2 separate regions of the Homo sapiens genome follow, and region 1 is linked to region 2. The links are chromatin loops, found by intact Hi-C in ENCODE. Cell type or tissue: B cell. All regions are shown on one strand. Links, peaks and the distances in the headings refer to the core of each region. The heading gives the core; the rest is flanking DNA.

What was found. Hi-C counts contacts between places; a loop is a spot of excess contacts. Peaks named below come from ENCODE experiments on the same cell type or tissue, not always from the same donor. Only the 100,000 strongest peaks of a DNase experiment are listed, where the experiment ranks them.
Region 1: a loop joins it to region 2, with 17 times the contacts of the local background. A loop is called at or near these places in 52 of 110 quality-filtered maps.

Annotation. Positions count from the first base shown.
Region 1 is chr12:49,060,294-49,066,627 of GRCh38, forward strand. RHEBL1 (RHEB like 1) reads right to left here. Exons shown (of 8, transcript NM_144593.3): 4 at 6,326-6,334; 5 at 6,183-6,239; 6 at 5,938-5,985; 7 at 5,057-5,138; 8 at 4,383-4,899. The coding sequence ends at 4,810. KMT2D (lysine methyltransferase 2D) reads right to left here and starts at 501. Exons shown (of 55, transcript NM_003482.4): 1 at 1-501. RefSeq lists a silencer at 1-268 and an enhancer at 319-568. In B cell, for the core only: CTCF peaks have their summits at 3,810 (motif pointing right) and 4,015; a DNase peak (open chromatin) is centred at 3,818.
Region 2 is chr12:49,232,182-49,238,515 of GRCh38, forward strand. It overlaps a transcript of TUBA1C not described here. Among named protein-coding and RNA genes, the nearest start is that of TUBA1C, 30 kb to the right of the region's middle. RefSeq lists a silencer at 2,296-2,585. In B cell, for the core only: CTCF peaks have their summits at 2,412 (motif pointing right), 2,621, 3,195 (motif pointing left) and 3,396; DNase peaks (open chromatin) are centred at 1,720, 2,470 and 3,160; H3K4me3 peaks cover 1,851 bases; H3K27ac peaks cover 1,977 bases.

The sequences.
Region 1 (6,334 bases), core at 1,607-5,606, 170 kb before region 2:
GCGAGGAAAAGGAAGGGGCGGGCGGTGCGAGCCCTCTGCCCGCTCCCCTCCGGCCGCTCCAGGCCCTGCGCTCGCCTCCCTTCCCCTCTGGCCTCGGGAGCTGCCCCGCCCCCGGCCTGGCCGGCTCTGGTCGGTGGCACCCCCTCGACCCCCGGCTGACTGTGATCGCAGGCGGCCTAGAGGTGCATGGCCCAACCCCGGCTCCCGGCACCGGGGGGTCAGGAAACTGAGCGGAAAGTGGGGAACGAGGCAGCCATTTGCAACCGGAGAGGAAAGTAGTGCAGCGCGGCGCCGCTCCGCCTCCCCCCCTCCGCCTCCTGTTCGGCCGGTAGGGTGGTTCCTGCGAAGGGGCTATTTCCTGGCCCAAGAGCTGGGCAGCGGTCGTGAAGATTCGTGAAGCCTTCGGCGCTAGATCCGGGGGGGCCTTTTGCCCGGGGCACCCCACTCGAGAGGGGGAGAAAGGAGAAGAGGCGGCCCTATTTTGTGTTGGAGCGGAGCGGCGGAGGGATCCCGCCCTCTCGGAGGAAAGGCTGTGACTCTGCAGTTCTACGCACACGCTGCGGGATCCTTCCGCTCCGGGTTAACCCCGACCGCGCCGGGCCGGCAGCAGGGCAGACACGTGGGAACGAAGCCCCCCTCCTCTCCGCCGCGGCCCTGGAGCCGCCTCATTTACCGCCCAGGCCGCGAAACTAGGACTCTGGCCGCTGTCTAATTCCATACCCTTGCAGTCGTTGGTCCCTGAAGTTCCAACTGCCCCTTGCTTTGGCCAGGGGCAGTCTTTCCCGGGAGGGGGATGGAAGAAGAGCCAGGAGATTGGCCGCTGCTCAGCATCCTGGGAACTGGAGTCCGCAAATGGAGAAAGTGAGGTACGGCGCCTGGCGCTGCAGAGGGTGGACTCTTGCCACGTTTGGGGACCCGAAGAAAACTGGACGAGTCCCTAGTCGTTCCTCCTGACTCCCAGTCCCCCGTGTGAGGAAGGACTGTCGGTGCCCACACAGTCACTATACACACCTCCCCATCGAAACATAAAGGTAGAGCCTCCCTTTTCAGGGTGCCCCCACTCCCACCTCCAGTCCTTCCAGATATTCAGTACCCGTGTCCCTTTTTTAGTAAACTGAGGTAGCCTCGCTGCTACCTGGCCGGAGTACTGTCCTGGACAAGATCGCAAAACATACTCTTTGCAGGCACCACCCCCCCACCATAAGTCTGGATGAGAAAACATTGGAATGCCTCTTCTGCATCAACGCACACATGGGGTGGACAAAAGGAGACAAATTAACTATGTCCAGATACTTTATATATTCTTAGTTATTCCTCGCCTTCATTATGAGTTACATGGAATTATCTCCATATTACAGATGAAGATTAAGGCTACAATAGGTAAAATTGCCCACAGAACTACATCTAGTGAGAAGTTGAGCCATTATTCAAACCAAAGGCCACGTTTTTCCTAGGATTACAAATAATTATACTACGTTTTTTTAAAAGAAGATGTGGAGAAAGAGGCAGGCAGATTCGATCCAATGCCAGCTTTGTGAGGAAAGGGTTTACGATGCTGTCCAAGAGAACTTTTTTTATTTTTTGAGACAGAGTCTCGCACTGTCGTCCGGGTTGGAGTTCAGTGGTGCGATCTCGGCTCACTGCAACCTCCGCCTCCCTGGTTCACGCGATTCTCCTGCCTCAGCCTCCCTAGTAGCCGGGATTACAGGCGCACACCACCAGACCCGGCTACTTTTTTGTATTTTTAGTAGAGACAGGGTTTCACTATGTTGGCCAGCCTGGTCTCGAACTCCTGACCTCGTGATCCGCTCGCCCTGGTCTCCCAAAGTACTGGGATTACAGGCATGCGCCACCGCGCCCGGTCCCAACAGAACTTTTCTACAGTGATGGAAATGGACTAAATCTACACTATCTAATATGGTAGCCATCAACCACATGCAGCTCTCGAGCACTTTGAAATGCAGGTGGTACAAGTAAGGAACTTTTTATTTTAATGAAATTAAATAGCCACATGTGAGGTGATGCTTTTATATTAGACAGTGCAGGAGACCTTAATCCCTACTGGTAAGAGTAATAGGAGGGATCAGGACTAGGTTTGTCCTCTTCCAGCCACACATTGGCATCATGTTTTCTGCACTGACCATTCACACATATTTGAGCAAAAAAAACTCCAGCAGTGATCCCACACTTGTTTTAATTACAATAGAATAAGTTAACCAAGAAACAAGTTGGAAAATGGAAGGCCCCTCCCAGGTTTGCACCCAGAGGCAGGGAGAGGTAGACCCTCACCAGAAAGACCTCCAGTAATAACACAGATAGCCACCTACTATTTTGGTTTTTTTTTTTTTTTTTTTGAGATGGAGTTTCGCTCTTGTCGCCCAGGGTGGAGTGAAATGGCGCGATCTCGGCTCACTGCAACCTCCGCCTCCCAGGTTCAAGCGATTATCCTGCCTCAGCCTCCCTAGTAATTGGGATTACAGGCGCCCACCATCACACCCAGCTAATTTATTTTTAGTAGAGATGGGGTTTCACCACGTTGGCCAGGCTGGTCTCAAACTCCTGACCTCAGGTGATCCACCCGCTTTGGTCTCCCAAAGTGCTGGGATTACAGGCGTGAGCCACTGCACCCAGCCACCACCCCACTATTTCTTAAGGACTTATTATGTGTGAAGAACTGTAGTAAGCTTTGCATATATTACCTCGTTTAATTTTCATCTCAACTCTATGAAGCACACTTAGCCACTCTTCATAAATGAGAAATGGTGGCTCTGAGAAGTTAAGTGACCGCCCAAGGCCACACAGCTAAGTGGAGGAGCTATTAACCACTATCACTACTGTCCCCAGGCCTTGAGATTATTGATAAACTAGAAAACTTTAGATGTTTCTAAGTCTACCCCAGACCTCATGAAAATGGCAGCAGGAAGGTAGGCTCATGTAATGAGTATCCCAGGTCAGATGTGCAAAAAGACTTAATTTTAACATAAGGAGAGACAGTGGTGACCTACCAGAAGAACCTCCTAAGCCAGTGAGATTGTTGTTTGGAGTATGTTTCTTCTAGCAGCCCTTATTTCTTTTTAGATTCTGGATCAGAAAAGCAAAAGCAGCTGTCAGGACTTTTGAAAATCAGCATGACAAGCCATATCCCCAACTGTAAGCCTGGAGCCAGGCACTGACAAAGTCACAGCTAAAAATCACATCTAGGTTTTGTCAATCCTTCCCAAGTAAGTACATTGATAGGGTACCTCGGGCTCCCCCAGTTGTCAGAAGAGGTCTGTACCTTCTCTGTGAAGATCTACCATTCAAATAACCCTTACACATCCTTGGAGGAGGTATTAGACTAGTTAGGCAATCAGGCTGGTGGGAGGGTGGGGATCAAGAAAAGCAGAGGCAAACAGGACCAAACTTTCCTAGCTGAAATATCAATTCATTGAGGCGGTAGGCCCATAAAAGCAGAACCAATAGCCTTTGACACCTAAAAAAAAGTAGCACACCACCAAAGGTGTAAAAAGTACAAAAAGATTAAAGGTATGAAAACAGCAAAGAACGGCCATTTTAATGGAAGACACTGGGGACATGGAGGGCCAGGGGACTGATATGCACCGGAGGCATTATTTCTTACTTTACTCAACACTCTTGGGAAGTCAAAGTCTTCACAACACTTTAGTCTCTGCCTCTACACTCCTTCTCAATTCTTACATCATTAGGAATGAGGGGCTTCCTTTCTTCTCCTGAAACCCCATCATCTTTGAATCCAAGCAAATGCCGAGGCCCCAGGAAGACAGCTAGGTCAGCATGTTGCAGTTGGCCACTAGAGGGTGGTGTTTCTGTAATTAAGGGGATCTTGAAAGGCTACAAAACTTGGATGGGAGTGGCAGCCAACTGGACTTAGTATATGAGGAACCCAGCAGAATAGAAAGGTGGGAAAGGCAAGTAGTAAATCTTAGGATAATGGTCCTTAATAAGTGAGGAATAAGGAATAGGAACAAGGTAGGAGGAAAGATATCCCACCAAAGACCACAGCCATCACTCCTTGGAAAAAGAGATCTTGGCTCTGAGCTCTCACTAGATACATAGAAGTCAACAATAAAATAAGGCCGGGGGCAGTGGCTCACGCCTGTAATCCCAGCACTTTGGGAGGCTGAGGTGGGTGGATCACTTAAGGTCAGGAGTTCGAGACCATCCTGGCCTAGGTGAAACCTCATCTCTACTAAAAATAAAAAAGTTAGCTAGGCATGGTGGCGGGTGCCTGCAGAAGACTGAGGCAGGAGAACTGCTTGAACCTGGGAGGCGGAGGTTGCAGCGAGCCAAGATTGCAGCACTGCACCACTCCAGCCTGGGCAACAGAGTGAAACTCCGTCTCACACACACACACGAAAAAGAAGTCAACAACAAAAGATTTCTCAATTTATTTGCATATATACATTGTCACCCCAGGGAGCCAGCTCTATTTCAGAAGTCCCCGGCTCCCCTTACCCAGCCAACACCCAAAACCCACCCAAGAGGATGGGTCCTGGATAAATAATGCCCAGGACTCATATCCTGACCCCATAGGTTATAACAGAATTCATCAAACAAAAACAGAGGGCTAGAGGCCAGTGTCCATGAGAGGTCCTTGCCCCTTTGTAAACATTGACATCCAGGCCACTGGAGCCTGGGGAAAGTGTGCAAACATGAGGATGCCACACTGTGTGTCCAGGGGCCAGGAACACAGCTGGCAACCATACCCGTGAAGTCCTGAGGATCTGCCCCCCACTGGAACATGGCAAGTGCCGGGGGCAGAAGCAAGGCAGTTACCCCACACCCAAGGGCTCACATGAGATGGCAGCGACGCTCTTGCCCATAGGAATTCTCCACACGGGCAATCTCCTGGATGACTTTGGTGAAGATGCCTTGAGTCAGCTATAAGAGGAGAGGATTCAGGGCAAAAGTCAGTTCAGTGCCAATACCACCCAGCTCTGGGGTGAAAGCCCCATTCCCGCAACATTCCCACCACCAAGCAGTACAATAAGGAAAACACAGCTACCATCACCACCCTTCTAGTCTTCAGGCCCAGCACCTGATTCTCTCGAGCAGATGACTCCATAAATGTCGCACCCCAGGACTCTGCCAGCTTCTTTCCTTCAACTGCCTGTACCTCTCTGGAAGCAAATTTGGGACATAAAGATGGAGGATAGAAATGTCAGTAAGTGCTCTGAAAAATCTTCAGAATCAAGACTTCCTGGCCAGGCACAGTGGCTCATGCCTGTAATGCAGCACTTTGGGAGGCCGAGGTGGTGGATCACTTGAGCTCAGGAGTTCAAGACCAGCCTGGACAACACAGGGAAACACCATCTCTATTAAAAAAAAAATGGGCCACACGCGGTTGCTTGTGCCTGTAATCCCGATACTTTGGGAGGCCTAGGCGGGTGGATCACAAGGTCAGGAGATCGAGACCATCCTGGCTAACATGGTGAAACCCCGTCTCTACTAAAAATACAAAAAATTAGCTGGGCGTGGTGGCACGCGCCTGTAGTCCCAGCTACTTGGGAAGCTGAGGCAGGAGACTCGCTTGAACCCGGGAGGCAGAGGTTGCAGTGAGCCGAGATCACACCACTGCACTCCAGCCTGGGCAACAGAGCAAGACTCCGTCTAAAAAAAAAAAAAATAGAGAAGAAAAAGACTTTCTCTGACCCATGCCATTTCCCCAAGTTTTGGGAGGAGGGCTGTGGAAGGAGAAAATATAGGTAAACAAAGGAACAATGGGTGAATCTAGGACTGAGGCTTGAAATATGAAATTGTGGCTTTTAAGATAGAAGTATTATCTTCCTTAAGCTTCAGGTTAGAGACAAAGAGAGGTGAAATGACTTGTTTGAGTCAGTGGAAGAGCCAGGATGAGAGCCTGACTGATTCCCAGTCCATTTCACTTCCTTTTGCTCTGAGTAGCAGAGATTTACATACCTCTCTGGAGAGAGATCTGCCTTGTTCCCCACTAGAACCACTGGCACCCTGTGAGGAAACAGCAGTTACTTCAGAATCCCCTCATTCCCCGCATTCCCCAACTCCTTACATCAAGGCTGGACGACTCCTTATCAGACCAGGCAGGATCTATATCCGAGCCTCCTCTCTAACTTGACAATTCTCCCCTCTGCTCTCTCCCACCCCCTCATGCCCACACTATGTCCCTATCCCCCAGGGCCACTTACCGGGTTTTCCCATGGCCTTCATGTAGCTTTTGGTACAGACTCTCAATGACTTGGAAGCTTTAAACACAAGAATTGGAGCTATAACTTTATGAGACAGTCCTCAGGTTCTCCCAAGTCCCGCACTCACAACCTTGGTCACTTACCTATGCAGA
Region 2 (6,334 bases), core at 739-4,738:
AGAAACTGTCTGAAAGGGCCTGAGGATGCTGTGTGAAGGGAATGAAGCAACCTCATTTTTGCGGATAAATTCCCCGGAAATAAACCTATAGTATTTACAAAATGTCCACCTTGTCCTTCTCAGCACAGTAAGCTTTCTCTGACCCACAGAACCCATTTTCTGTTTGGATATGAACTCATTGCAGCCTGCCCAACATGAAATTCCAACTGGACATAAAAGGGCACTTCAGCTGTCAAGCCACGTGTGGATTTCGGTTTAAGAATCAGCCCAGGCAGCAGATGCTCCAAGTGCTTGGGGAGTGGCACGCCTATTCCTGATACAGAAGTCAGGCACCCTTTGTCTTGATCCCCCACTTAAATCAGGGATAGGCAATTCTGAATTTTTAAAAAGGCGCTATGTTAAATCCTTCTTATGAGAAAAAAATATCACTTATAATGTAGAAAGTTGAGGTTTCTCAGAGAGCTCTCCCTTTTACTGCTGAAGGGGCTTCTCAGCAGGCAAAGATATCTGCTCAGTAACTTATACTTCTGTGAAGAAGAGATTCCTAAGTGTAAGATGTATGACTTGTCGTTTTGGGGTTAAGTACAATCCCAAACACTCTGTCTCCACCACCTTTTTTCTGGAGGTGTTCTTTTTATTTTATTTTTTCAAAGTGGGGCACATTTCAGAAATTTTTGCTGGGAAACTCAGAATACAAACTTAACGGCATGTTAAAATTCTAAAAATAGTTTGACCCTGCATTTCACAGAGTTCAGGGCTTCAAAACTGTGCTGTCCAAACATGATTGGTGATTAATTGATTTTGACCCCCTGCAAGAAGTGAAAGCAGCTGGTTTACGAGACTTGAGAGACAGCCGATTTTCCAAGGGAGAACAAAGAAAAAGTGGCCACCCCTCCCCGCTGGGAGCGCGCTTTGCTTTGTCTGAGCGGACTCTCTCCAGGGACTGCCGCCGGGGAGGCTCAAAGCTGTGTCCTTGCGATTAGTTTGGTACACTTGGTTCAGCAGCCTGGGGAATGTGGGGAGATGTGTGCCTGCACAGTATCAACGTTATCAGCTGCCCTGTTCATGTCGCCTCTCCCTGAAGGACACTTTCATAACACAGTAACACTTAGGAGAAGGTTCCCCTCCTTTACTTCTGTTTCTCTGCTGATAAACAAATGTCAGGCATCTTCCTGGATCCGGGCCCTGATTCACTAAGTTACTGTATATCCATTGCCCTTTTTTGTCCTCCAAACACTGAGCTCTCAGTGCTCTTCTGGCTGGATCCAGATTGTGAAGATTACAGCCCCACTGGTTCCTTTCAGGACTTGGGGGCCCAACATTCCATCTCCAGGGCCTCAAGGAGCCTTCCATTCCTGATGGGTTCCCAATTACCGTGTTTCTGGTGCTACCAGACAAAAGAGAAGGCCCTGTTTTGACCCAGAGCCCTATAGCTGTGCCCTGATGGGAGATGGGAATTTTGATGTCTGACAACCTGATCAACAGCGTGACTCCTAGACCGAGTGAACCGTGGTCCGTCCACGAGCCTTCATCACTAGAGGAAAAACGGAGATGAATGATTATGACGCTTGAAGCAACGAACCTCTGCAAGTAGGAGGGTCCGGAAGGTTATTCCGGAATCACTGGGCAAGGTGAAGGGCAGGGCTGCGTAAGCGAAAGCGTCTGCTCAGTGCAGGGCAGCATAAACTCTGCAACATAAAAAGAGGGAAGCTGAGCTCTGGCATCATCTTGCGGGTTGCAGTTCCCGGCAACAGGGCTGGCTCCAGAGCAGAAGCGCAACCCGTCATCTTCCTGCGGGCCGCAGCCATAGGTGGAGAAAGGTGGTACCACAAGGCTCTCCCACTGGATGACGGTGACGCGCAATAAGCAGATGATTGCAGAGGCTCCTGTCAAATGGGTGCAGAGAAAAGGGAAGTGGGGAGAGGAGGAGGGACCTAGAAATGGCACTGCAACGATCCTGGAATAAAAACGAGGGGCCACAGTCAGAAATGACAAACGCCTCCACCTTGAAACGCAACCCCTAGCCCATTTATCCAATTTGCCTCTGATAACTGCTTTTAATATGTTGTAAATCCCATTAAAGCAGGAGAGAATAAATGAAAGCAGTCCCCTACCAGGTTCTAATTTTCATTCTCCTTTAGCATTGTCTTAAATAACAAGGACACCCTAAAAATCAAGTCCACCCTGTTTAGCTGTGGCAAGCGCTAAAAACCGTTAAGTTCGTTGAAACACTACTCTCCAAACCAGAGTAGGCTTCCAGGTTTCTCTGCAGAGCAGAAAGGAGGCTGTGGTTGTGTCCATGACTTTGCTTCCTTGGTTAGTACGGTGACGTGCAGCGCCAGGGCCTGGGCCTGGGCTCGGGCTCCCACCCGCGTGGCGCCGCAGTCCTGGCGAGCCCCGAGCGCTCTGTCCCCGGTGACCAGCAGGCGGCGCTATCTCCAGGCCGCAGCCGCCGCCCCGCCCGCCACGAAGGCCACTTCCGCCGCGGCCCGGCGAGCGCGCCCCCGCCACGCCCTGCTGTTTAGAAGCGGCCTTTCTTCACATATCGCTGTCCGCGAAAGTTTCTGAACTCTTGTGACAATTAATGCTGTTTGAAAACCTCCCTCTTGGGTCTTTTGGAAGAGTGGACATCCTAAAAAAAATTTTCTTTTTGGAGACGGAGTATTGCTTTTGTTGCCCAGGCTGGAGTGCACTGGCGCGATCTCGGCTCACTGCAACCTCCGCCTCCCAGATTCAAGCGATTCTCCTGCCTCAGACTCCCGAGTATTTGGGATTACAGGCACCCGCCACCACGCCCATCTGATTTTTGTATTTTTAGTAGAGACGGGGTTTCACCATGTTGGTCAGGCTGGTCTCGAATTCCTGTCCTCGTGATCCGCCCGCCTCGGCCTCCCAAAGTGCTGGGATTACAGGCGTGAGCGACTGCGCCCGGCCAAAAAAAAAAAAAAAATTAATTTGGGATTGCGTAATCAAAAAGTCTTTTAGACATCTCAAATGCATTGCAACTTATTCGAATAAAAAGGGCTCCTGACACGGACAAAAAGGCAGTATAGGTTGAAAATTAGAATGCTTAAAAAAAAAAAAAATTCCCCTTCCTGTTAGTTCCAGATTTTTCTGCAAGCTTGGAGGACAGCTCGCGAAAATTCAGCTGGGGCGCCATCTGCTGGACGCGCCGCGCCGCTGCAAGGCCCTTTCCGGAAAGGTGTCGGGGTTGCAGGTCAGCGCCCCATTTTTTGTCCAGGAGAGACTCGCTGGCACCTTGGCTGGACCAGGCTGGGCGCAGTGGCTCACACCTGTAATCCCAACACTTTGGGAGGCCGAGGCAGGTGGATCACCTGAGGTCAGGAGTTTGAGACCAGTCTGGCCAACATGGTGAAACCCCGTCTCTACTAAAAATACAAAGAGTAGCTGGGCCTGGTGGTGCGCGCCTGTAATTCCAGCTACTCGGGAGGCTGAGGCAGAATTGCTTGAACCTGGCAGGCGAAAGTTACAGTTCGCCTGGGAGGCGAAAGTTGCACTCCAGCCTGGGTGACAGGGTGAGACTCGGTCTCAAAAAAAAAAAAAAAAAAATCTTACATAGTTTTTAAAAAATAAAAAGAGACCAGGCTGACTCTCTGCAAGAAAGTGGCCTGTGTTGAGGAGCCCTCGGGCCTCAATGAGTCGTCATTTGTTACATTGCTGGTCTCTGAGGAAAACCTGAGGCTCAACTCATTTAATTTCCTCCACCGGCCCACGGGCACAGGGCTACAAACTAAAACTATGCTTTCCATCAGTGCACACAGCGGGTTTCAGGGACAGAAATCACAATGTGCTTATTCTGAATGCTTCTGATTTTGCTGAATGGGAGGAGTTTCCAAGGTGAAGAGGGTGACAGAAATGAAATTAATCTGGGAGTAGGGAGATGTTAAAATGTGGCCTTGCCACGGTTTGATATAAGATCATGAAGCCCTGCCAACATTTTCCAAACTCCTCAGTCAGTTCTGATTCAGTTGAAGATTTTTCTATTTAGAAGACTTCAGGCCCTTTTCACATGAGGGTCTAAATGCATTAGCAAACACATTTATACATATACTTCAGCATGAGCCTGCATTCCCCGGTATTGCACTTTGTTAAAGTCCATAATCAGAAAACGTTGGGAGAACTGGTAGAAAGCAGAATATTAGAGCAGATTGCAGTTGGCCCACCCACCCGGAAAAATATGGTATGAGGGATAGAAAGCATTTGTAATGGAAACATGTTATCAAGCATAGTTCTGACCCGGCAAACCTTGATAGTTACTTTCCAACAAAACTGAATGTTGTATTCAGAGATGAGCTTATGATGATTTTCCTGAAAGAGATGAAGTAGCTTTATCAACAGTATAGCCTACTGAAGCCTCACTGATTATGTAGTCCTTGGGGTCCATGTCATGTGACTTCCATATAAGTCATGTGTCATTTAATGACTGATACTTTCTGAGAAATGCATCCTTAGGCAATTTCATCACTGTGCAAACATAGAGTGCACATACACAAACCTAGGTGGTAGTGTCTTCTACACTCCTAGGCTATATAACACAGCCTATTGCTCCTAGGCTTCAAAACTATATAGCATGTAACTGTACTGAATACTGTAGGCAATTATAACACCATGATAAGTATTCCTGTATCTAAACATAGCTAAACAGAAAAGGAACAGTATTTGATACAGTCCGGATTATGATATTATAATCTTACGGAACCACCATCATTAATGAGGTCCACCATTGACTGAAACATCATTATGCAAAGCATGACTGTATAGTCAATATGTTATAAGGACATCCTTTGGTACTTCAATAACTAAGCCCTCGTGAATGAGACCTGCTGATTCTACCATGATACTGATCATAGAGAAAATGTTAACTTTCTATATGGGTGCTTGAAGAAGATACTCAGACAACTAACAAAACGAGATGAGAAATAAGATAAAAATCCGGGCCAGGCATCGTGGCTCACACCTGTAGTCCCAACACTTTGGGAGGCTGAGGCAGGTGGATCATCTGAGGCCAGGAGTTCAAGACCAGCCTGACCAACATGGAGAAACCCCATCTCTACTAAAAATACAAAATTAGCCGGGAGTGGTGGCGCGTACCTGTAATCCCAGCTACTCGGGAGGCTGAGGCAGGAGAATTGCTTGAACCTGGGAGCGGAGGTTGCGGTGAGCCGAGATCGTGCCATTGCCCTCCAGCCTGGGCAATGAGTGAAACTCCGTCTCAAAAAAAAAAGGAAAAAAGAAAAATAAGATAAAAATCTACCCTGGGCTGGATGTGGTGGCTCACACCTGTAATCCCAACACTTTGGGAGGCTGAGGCAGGAGGATCACTTGAGCCCAGGAGTTCAAGACCAGCCTGGGCAACACAGTGAGACCCCTGTCTCTATTAAAAGTTTTCAAAATTAGCCACATGTGGTGGCATGTGCCTGCAGTCCCAGCTACTTGGGAGGCCAAGGTAAGAGTATCCCTTGAGCCTAGGAGTTCGAGGGTGCAGTGAGTATGATCGCGCCACTGCACTCTGGCCTGGGTGACAGAGACCCTGTCAAAAAAAAAAAAGAGAGAGAGAGAAAGAGGGGTGGGGAGGCAGGGAGGAAGGAAAGGAAAAAGGAAAGGGAATGGAGGGGAAGGGAAGAAACCAGGTGCAGTGGCTCACACCTGTAATCCCGGCACTTTGGGAGGCTGAAGCAGGTGGATTACTTGAGGTCACGAGTTTGAGACTAGCCTGGCCAACTTTGGGAAAACTCGTCTCTACTAAAAATCCTAAAATTAGCTGGGCATGGTGGTGGGCGCCTGTAATCCCAGCTACTCAGGAGGCTGAGGCAGGAGAATAGCTTGAACCTGGGAGGCAGAGGTTGCAGTGAGCCAAGATTGTTCCACTGCACTCCAGCCTGGGTGACAAGAGCGAGATTCCGCCTCAAAAAAAAAAAAAAAGTTCACTCCGGCAATGCATGAGTGAACTGTATCAGAAAACTAGTAAGACGAAGTTATTGGGTATCGAACTGTGACTAGAATAGGAAATACTGATGGCTAGTGCCACATCTATTGTATCCCACAATTCTGCTAATGTGAAAATATATAAGAAAAAACTAATTTAGTTTCTCCTGTGCTGTCACTCAACAATCAACACAGAATACTTCTGTGACCTCTGGTCACCAAAATTTGTGTGGGGATTTTTCCCCACCAACAATCAATCAGTTCTTTTCTGCAATGGATAGTAGCTGGGTGTTCTCTAATTCAATTCTCACACTACCTGGAGAGCCTCGGATCCCACGAGGACTGAGTCCCATGAGACTGAGCCCCGCTTAGGATGCTGATTGCGAGC